Linked DNA regions of Homo sapiens: region 1 is linked to region 2. A link is a contact called in ENCODE Hi-C or POLR2A ChIA-PET data. All regions are on one chromosome and are shown on one strand. Each heading gives the region's core, a stretch centred on a gene start or an enhancer-like site at or near the end of the contact. The rest is flanking DNA. Distances are from core to core; before and after follow the strand shown. Region 1 overlaps ABCA10 (ATP binding cassette subfamily A member 10). Region 2 overlaps ABCA6 (ATP binding cassette subfamily A member 6).

Region 1 (3,454 bases), core at 159-2,658, 60 kb after region 2:
GGTCATAAAGCTGCCTAAGGCAATTTTCTTATTTTCTTGCATATTACATGCCTTTTGCTAATGACAAAACATTCATGAAAATGAATTTTCATTTTGATTCTACTATTATAATTGGCTTGTGGAAAAAATGATCACTTACCAAAACAAACATGAGTTCCCATGAAAGCTGGAATCCCAGAAATATGAAGTAGTAAATTAAATGTATTGAAAAGAGAATCAAGAAGTATAATGGAATGTCCACCAGAGCCTGTCCACACCAGTATGCTGAAGGCCAGAGGCCTGAAATCCATAACTGGGATTGAACATTTTTCTGACAAAGAATAGAAGGGATAGAGGAAGGGATCTTAGTTTGAAAAGATTTTGTGGTTATGTAAAAAAAATTGTTTAATAAATTTTAGAAATAGTATGTTATAGTGTCTGTGTGACAAAAAGCATCCTCCTAAAAATCTAGCATCTCCAATGGAAATGTGTAGTTATTGGTTCAACAGAAAAGTCTCAGCTATTTTTAAAGTTAATTTACCCATTGATACAGATTAATGAAGATGACTACACTATATATTTTTAAAGCCCAGTTTATTAAAGCGTAGTTAAATAATTGGAAACACTGTATGTCTGACATTTCATGCTATAGTTAAAAATCTAAATTCCCTTTGGAACTGTGAAATAACTGCATGGATCAAACAGTACCACATCTTCATCCCTGAAGTTTATTTAGCATGATTTCCCTTACAGCTGTGGCAATTTTATTGTGCTAAATGGTAAACTTTCTGACCTCTTTGAAATCATGTGTTTACTATAATCTATACTGATATTAGATTGTAATGTATGTGTAAAAACATTAACCAAAGTACAACTGTGTGTGTATAAAACAATAAAATTGCAATTACTACAGTCAAATAAAATCAATCTCAATCTAATTTCCTCTCTCTCCCTCTTACTTTATAATCGCTGATGCTGCTCATGCCGATAAAAGGAGAAACGCAGTTTGTGATCAACAACAAAAATATGGACCCATCTATAAAACCAAGATCCAGCACTATGTCATCCTGAAAGATGAAAACACATCAGTAAGCTGTTGCAATTGTTACAAATTATACAAACATTATAAGATACGTTTCCAGGAAATAAAGAAAAACTCTAGAAGCATTCACCTGATTTAAGAAGCAAAGAGACAAGCAAACATGTTTTGTTAACCTTAGTGGCAGGTTCCATTCCCAGGAACAGCATGATATAAAAGAAATTCAAAATCTCAATTTTATATGTATATACGGTAGTCTCCCGTTTCCACAGGGGATATATTCCAAGACTCCAAGTGGATGCCTGAAACCTGGATAGTACCAAACCCTATACATAATATGTTTTTTTAATCTGATAACTGAAATGGCTACTAAGTGACTAATGGGTAACATATACAGTGTGGACACACCAAACAAAGGGATGATTCACTTCCTGGGTGGGAAGCAGGACAGGGCAAGATTTCATCATGCTACTCAGAACAGCATGCAATTTAAAACATATGAATTATTTATTTCTGGAATTTTCCGTTTAATATTTTAGAACTACAGTTGACCAAAGGTAACTGAAACATCAGAAAGCAAAATCACTGTGAAGGGGGACTATTGTACTTAGAGGGCATGAGCAGTTTCTCTTTTACATTTACATCTGATATTTTAGGGAGCTACAGTTATCATATCTGAAGCACTGAGTTAAGTTGTCATTTGTTCCAGTTCCCTATTTCCAAGTTGGCCTCTAATAGTGATTGTTGTGAAGCTGGACTTATGCTTAGGCATTATGCCTAACTACGTGCAAGATACAATTAGAAGAGAGCAAATCTTCCCTGCCTACATAATTTGACTTCTAAAATTGTTTAAATTAAACAATTGTCAAGGCATTGAGGGGTCTTTAAGTTTTTTTCAAGACACTGTAATTTATTATTATTATGACAAAAAAAATCTAAAGAAAAGGAGTGCAGAAAAGGTAAGTTTTTGTCATAAATGCAGGTGCAGGTGGAAGGGCAAAAAAGAAGCAATGAAAAGGTTGTTCTAAGAGTATTAGTAAAGATGTGGGAAGAACCAGATTACCAGGGGCTAAATAAATGCACAATCATCAGTGTAAGGGAAGGGTAACACTTATGACTCCATATCCCTGCTTCCCAGTATCACCCCTGGGAAAGGATATTACCCATGTTGTTGATCCTGTTGCTTAATATTAAATGGGCCAATGTCATTGGTTGATGCACATATCTGTTTTCCTCTCTAAGAATCGGACAAGACTTCATCATGCTACTCAGAACAGTGTGCAATTTAAAACTGATAAATTATTTCTAGAATTTTCTATTTAATATTTTTCAACCATGGTTGACCAAGGGTAACTGAAACCGCAGAAAGCAAAATCATAGATAAAGGGGGACTACTGTACTTAGAGTGTACAAGCAGTTTGGGTCCAACTAAAGAGATACCTTTTTTCTCCTTTATATCCTGCACTCTCTACTTGGGTGTACTGCTTAATTTTGCTACCCTAAATCTCTGCTTTTCTTTGCTCCCCCATCTCTCTTCTGCATATCCTCAACTTCATCCTAATGATTCCCAAAGTATGCATTATCTCCATCTACTTCTCTGGGTTCCTTGCTTTTAAAATATTCTACAGAAAGTATCTACTTGGGTATACTCTGCTTTATCTAATATACTAAGTCAAAAACTAATACTAGCATCTCCTCCAAATAAACTTTCCTTTTCAACTTCCCCATTTCTATCAGTAGTTTTGTGACTGTTTCAATTTCCTAAGCTACAAAATTGTCTTCTTACATGCATACCTCTTTTTTATACTTCTTTCAATCTGCCATTTAATGCTACTATTCTATGAAATTCACATGAGTTTTTCTTTTGTCACTTATTCCTCTTCCTGTATGCTGGTCCAGACACTTTTGTTAGCTTCTGTTGGTCCTTGACTGGCATTTGAATATTAATATATGGTAGGAGGATCAGGGGGTCCAGATACACAGAAGGTCAGAGCTAACCAGTGAAAGTCATTATTAGGCAGAGTTCTAATATAGGCATTTGAATCCTTCACCATTGGGATTCCAATGCCATATTAGAACTTGACTTGTGAATGTCCAATTACGTTCCTTAGTATATTTCTATTTATAACTTAAGTATATCAACTTCAGAGGCATTAGTGAGAACTAAATTAAATAATGTATAGTGAGGCCAGATGTGGTGGCTCACACCTGTAATCCCAGCACTTTGAGAGGCTGAGGCGGGTGGATCACCTGAGGTCAGGAGTTTGAGACCAGCCTGGCCAACGTGGTGAAACCCCATCTCTACTAAAAATACAAAAAAATTAGCCGGGTATGGTGGTGCATGCCTGTAATTCCAGCTACTTGGGAGGCTGAGGCAGGAGAATCACTTGAACCCAGGAGGTGGAGGTTGCAGTGAGCTGAGATCTTGCCACTGCA
Region 2 (3,096 bases), core at 38-2,537:
ATTTAATTTGGTAAGTGGTTGGCAGGTCAGTTAATCCAAGCATGCCCTCCTACCTCTTGTTCCACTTCCTTTAGATGAATCCCTTTTATTTTAGCAAACAGGCTGAGGTTTTCCTTCACGGTGAGTATGTCAAATTGAACATTGAATTGAGGACAGACGCCAGTTATCTTTCTGATTTCCTCCAAGTCTTGCATTTCAGAGAGATTTTTATTATAGATGGTAACTGATCCTAAGAATAGAAGTTAAAAATAAAATTGGCAAGATAATACATTCTATTAATATTCATAGATCTCATTTAAGAAAATATTGGCATATGTTCACAAATGTCTAAAATGATTTGTGAACTACTATTCTTGACATAAATATATGCTTATAGAACTGCATATATGTGAACACAATTTGTGAACTACTAATTATTCTTGTTACAAACATATGCTTATAGAACTGCACATCTACCCTGAAATATCACACAATGGAATAAAGATAATAATTTTTATAAAATTGCAGAAATATGAAGTATATTCAAAATTATGTAGCTCTTGGAAACAACTTTAGATAAACATTATTTCTCTTAAGCCATCAAATTTAAAATTTAAAATGAGAGGCATATGCTTGACCTCATTCTATTATAAGACATCTTGCCTTTGAGAAATTTCTTTTTACTCACCTTCTGTTGGAACAGACAATCCATTAAGAATATTTAGCAGTGAAGATTTGCCAGCTCCACTGTGACCCAGGATTGCCGTGATTTGACCTTCATATATGTCAAAGAGCAAGCCTATTTTTAGAACAAATTGTTAACAAATTATTAACAGTATAAACAGAAAGGCATTAGACAGGCCTGGTCCCAACATAGAACAAGGCTATTTAGTTTAGTGGCATATTTCTCAGCATTTCAATACTTTAAAATACACAATGATCAATATTTTCCTAATTGCCAAAATAATATGTGACAGAACTATAATAATTAAAATAATATGTTACTGGTGCAGGATATAGTGACCAATGGAACAGAACAGAAGTCTAATATGGACCAAAGAAAATATAAAAATAAAGATTAATAAAATGACCTTTCAAATGTATTAGAAAGATGGTTTATTTAATAAATAATATTGGGACAACTAAACAAATACATTAACAAATTTTATGTTTGTAATTTTTTTTTTTTGTTACAGGATCTCATTCTGCCACCTAGACTGGAGTGCAGTGGAGCAATCACAGCTCACTGCAGCCTCAATCTCCCACGCTTAAGCAATTCTCCCACGTCAGCTCCCTGTAGCTGAGACTATTGGCCCACGCCACCACACTTGGCTAATTTTTGTATTTTTAGTAGAGACAGGGTTTTGCCATGTTGCCCAGGCTGGTTTCAAACTCCTGAGTTTAAGCAATACACCCACTTCGGGATTTACAGATGTGAGCCACCATGCCTGGCCTGTAATTTTTAAATGCAAAGTATACGGTGTTTTCCAGGGTAAGAGGGAAGTGATACTGGCTGTTGGGACTGACCCACAGTAACTGGAAAAATTAAATAGAAGCCTCAGTTTCGTCATCTGCAAAGTGAGAGATATATTAACATGTCTTTCACAGGCCTAAATGTAAAATGGTACATGTAAATCACTTAGCATAGTTTCCCGCACACACCAAATCCTCAATGAAATCTAAGTGTTTATTGCTATTGTTGTCGTTGTCATTATTATTCATTATGTATTGCTTGTGGGAGTATGACTTTTTATGATTTTAGAGGGAAATAATTTGAAATATGAATCAAGAATCTTGAAAGTATGCTTCCTTTGAATAATTCTGCTTCTAGAAATTTATATTCAAGAAACAATTTATGACATTTACAAAGATTGAACAAGGCTGTTCATTCTAGTATTTTTTATTACACTAAAAATTGGAAACAAATTGAATCTCATACATTGGTGTGTTAATAAGTTAGTCGTGGTATCCATATAATGGAATGGTACTTAGCTTCTGAAAAGTAGGCCATAGATAAAAGATTTCAAAAGTGTGTCCCAAAGGTGTTGCAGATGTGCTCCAGAAACTAACTCCATGAGGAAGGAAGAGGAGGCTAAGGGATTGCAACTTCTTCCCTGATTTCCCAAAGAGCAGCTATACTTGGTTTGAATTCATAATCATATTTTTAATGTGTTGATGTCCAATGCTTTTAATTTTTTAAGGTGCTGCTATTTTTAAAATGAACAAAATTCTTAAAGAAGTTTTTTGTTTAGACAAAAAGAAGTTCATGACTTGATGAGTACAAAGGTAGTTCAAAATGTGCTCCAAAACTTTAAGTAATCAATTTAAAATTATTTCAGTATCTCCTGAGCTAACATTAAAGAAAGAAATCACAGCTCTAGATGGTATTTGATGAGAGAAACCTAGAGAGAGAATAAAATTGCTCATACAAATACATTAAATTCTCAAAGACCTAATCTAAAAGCAATGAATAAGACTGAATTAGAGGATGCTGTATTTATTAGAAAATACACGCAATATAAACACAATGGTCGGAGAACTCTACACTTCTGGAAGGTTCATGGCTCTTCTTTTTCAGCTTTTAAGGCTTCTGTCTTTTATAAAAATCATTTTTATCCCTCCTAAAAATTATTTTTAATAAAAGTAAATAGTCCTCCATGAAATCTAGCTACTCACTTTGATGTTTGCTTAAATGTCTGTTATAGAAAACTGTATGTTAGAATATTTTGTATCAAAATGTGTTTTTTCATTTCAAATTATAACTTAGGTTTGTTATAGGATATTGACTTGTGAAATTTAATTCATAGTCAATGGTTTTACTCATCTTGCTTTAGTTAACCTCACCAGTACATATAAACTATGTAAATTCACCGGCTAGTATAAAACCTTTATCAGATTTCAGTCTAGATGTTCTTTCCTCACAGTGACAATATATAAAATATTGTTCATAGCAGATTAATCTTTAAAAACAAAGAGAAATTACATCTTTCATTGTATGATACCACTGTTATAAATTAATAGATTCATGAAATATCTGGAAGAATTTTACAGCATATTCTTAATCATGATTAATGTCCAAGTGATAGCGTTATTTATATTCTTTTTTCTTTTGCTTAT

The links. Hi-C counts contacts between places; a loop is a spot of excess contacts on that map. ChIA-PET counts read pairs that join two places held with the same protein, here RNA polymerase II (POLR2A). Pooled maps may share reads with other maps.
Region 1: a loop to region 2 is called in a map with no recorded cell type, with 3 times the contacts of the local background. The contact joins two enhancer-like sites. A Hi-C loop is called at or near these places in 1 of 168 maps with a recorded cell type or tissue (heart left ventricle), 11 of 37 single-sample maps with no recorded cell type and 5 of 50 pooled maps. POLR2A ChIA-PET finds 5 or more read pairs at or near these places in 2 of 52 experiments (OCI-LY7 and activated T-cell).

The regions. Positions count from the first base shown.
Region 1 is chr17:69,174,468-69,177,921 of GRCh38, forward strand. It overlaps ABCA10 (ATP binding cassette subfamily A member 10), which reads right to left. Exons shown (of 39, transcript NM_001377321.1): 23 at 939-1,046; 24 at 140-310. Among named protein-coding and RNA genes, the nearest start is that of ABCA6, 34 kb to the left of the region's middle. Within about 2 kb of position 1,409, at least 6 of the 41 ENCODE cell types and tissues checked have a DNase peak (open chromatin) inside an H3K27ac peak, as active enhancers do.
Region 2 is chr17:69,114,709-69,117,804 of GRCh38, forward strand. It overlaps ABCA6 (ATP binding cassette subfamily A member 6), which reads right to left. Exons shown (of 39, transcript NM_080284.3): 12 at 668-778; 13 at 54-229. Among named protein-coding and RNA genes, the nearest start is that of MIR4524A, 17 kb to the left of the region's middle. Within about 2 kb of position 1,288, at least 6 of the 41 ENCODE cell types and tissues checked have a DNase peak (open chromatin) inside an H3K27ac peak, as active enhancers do.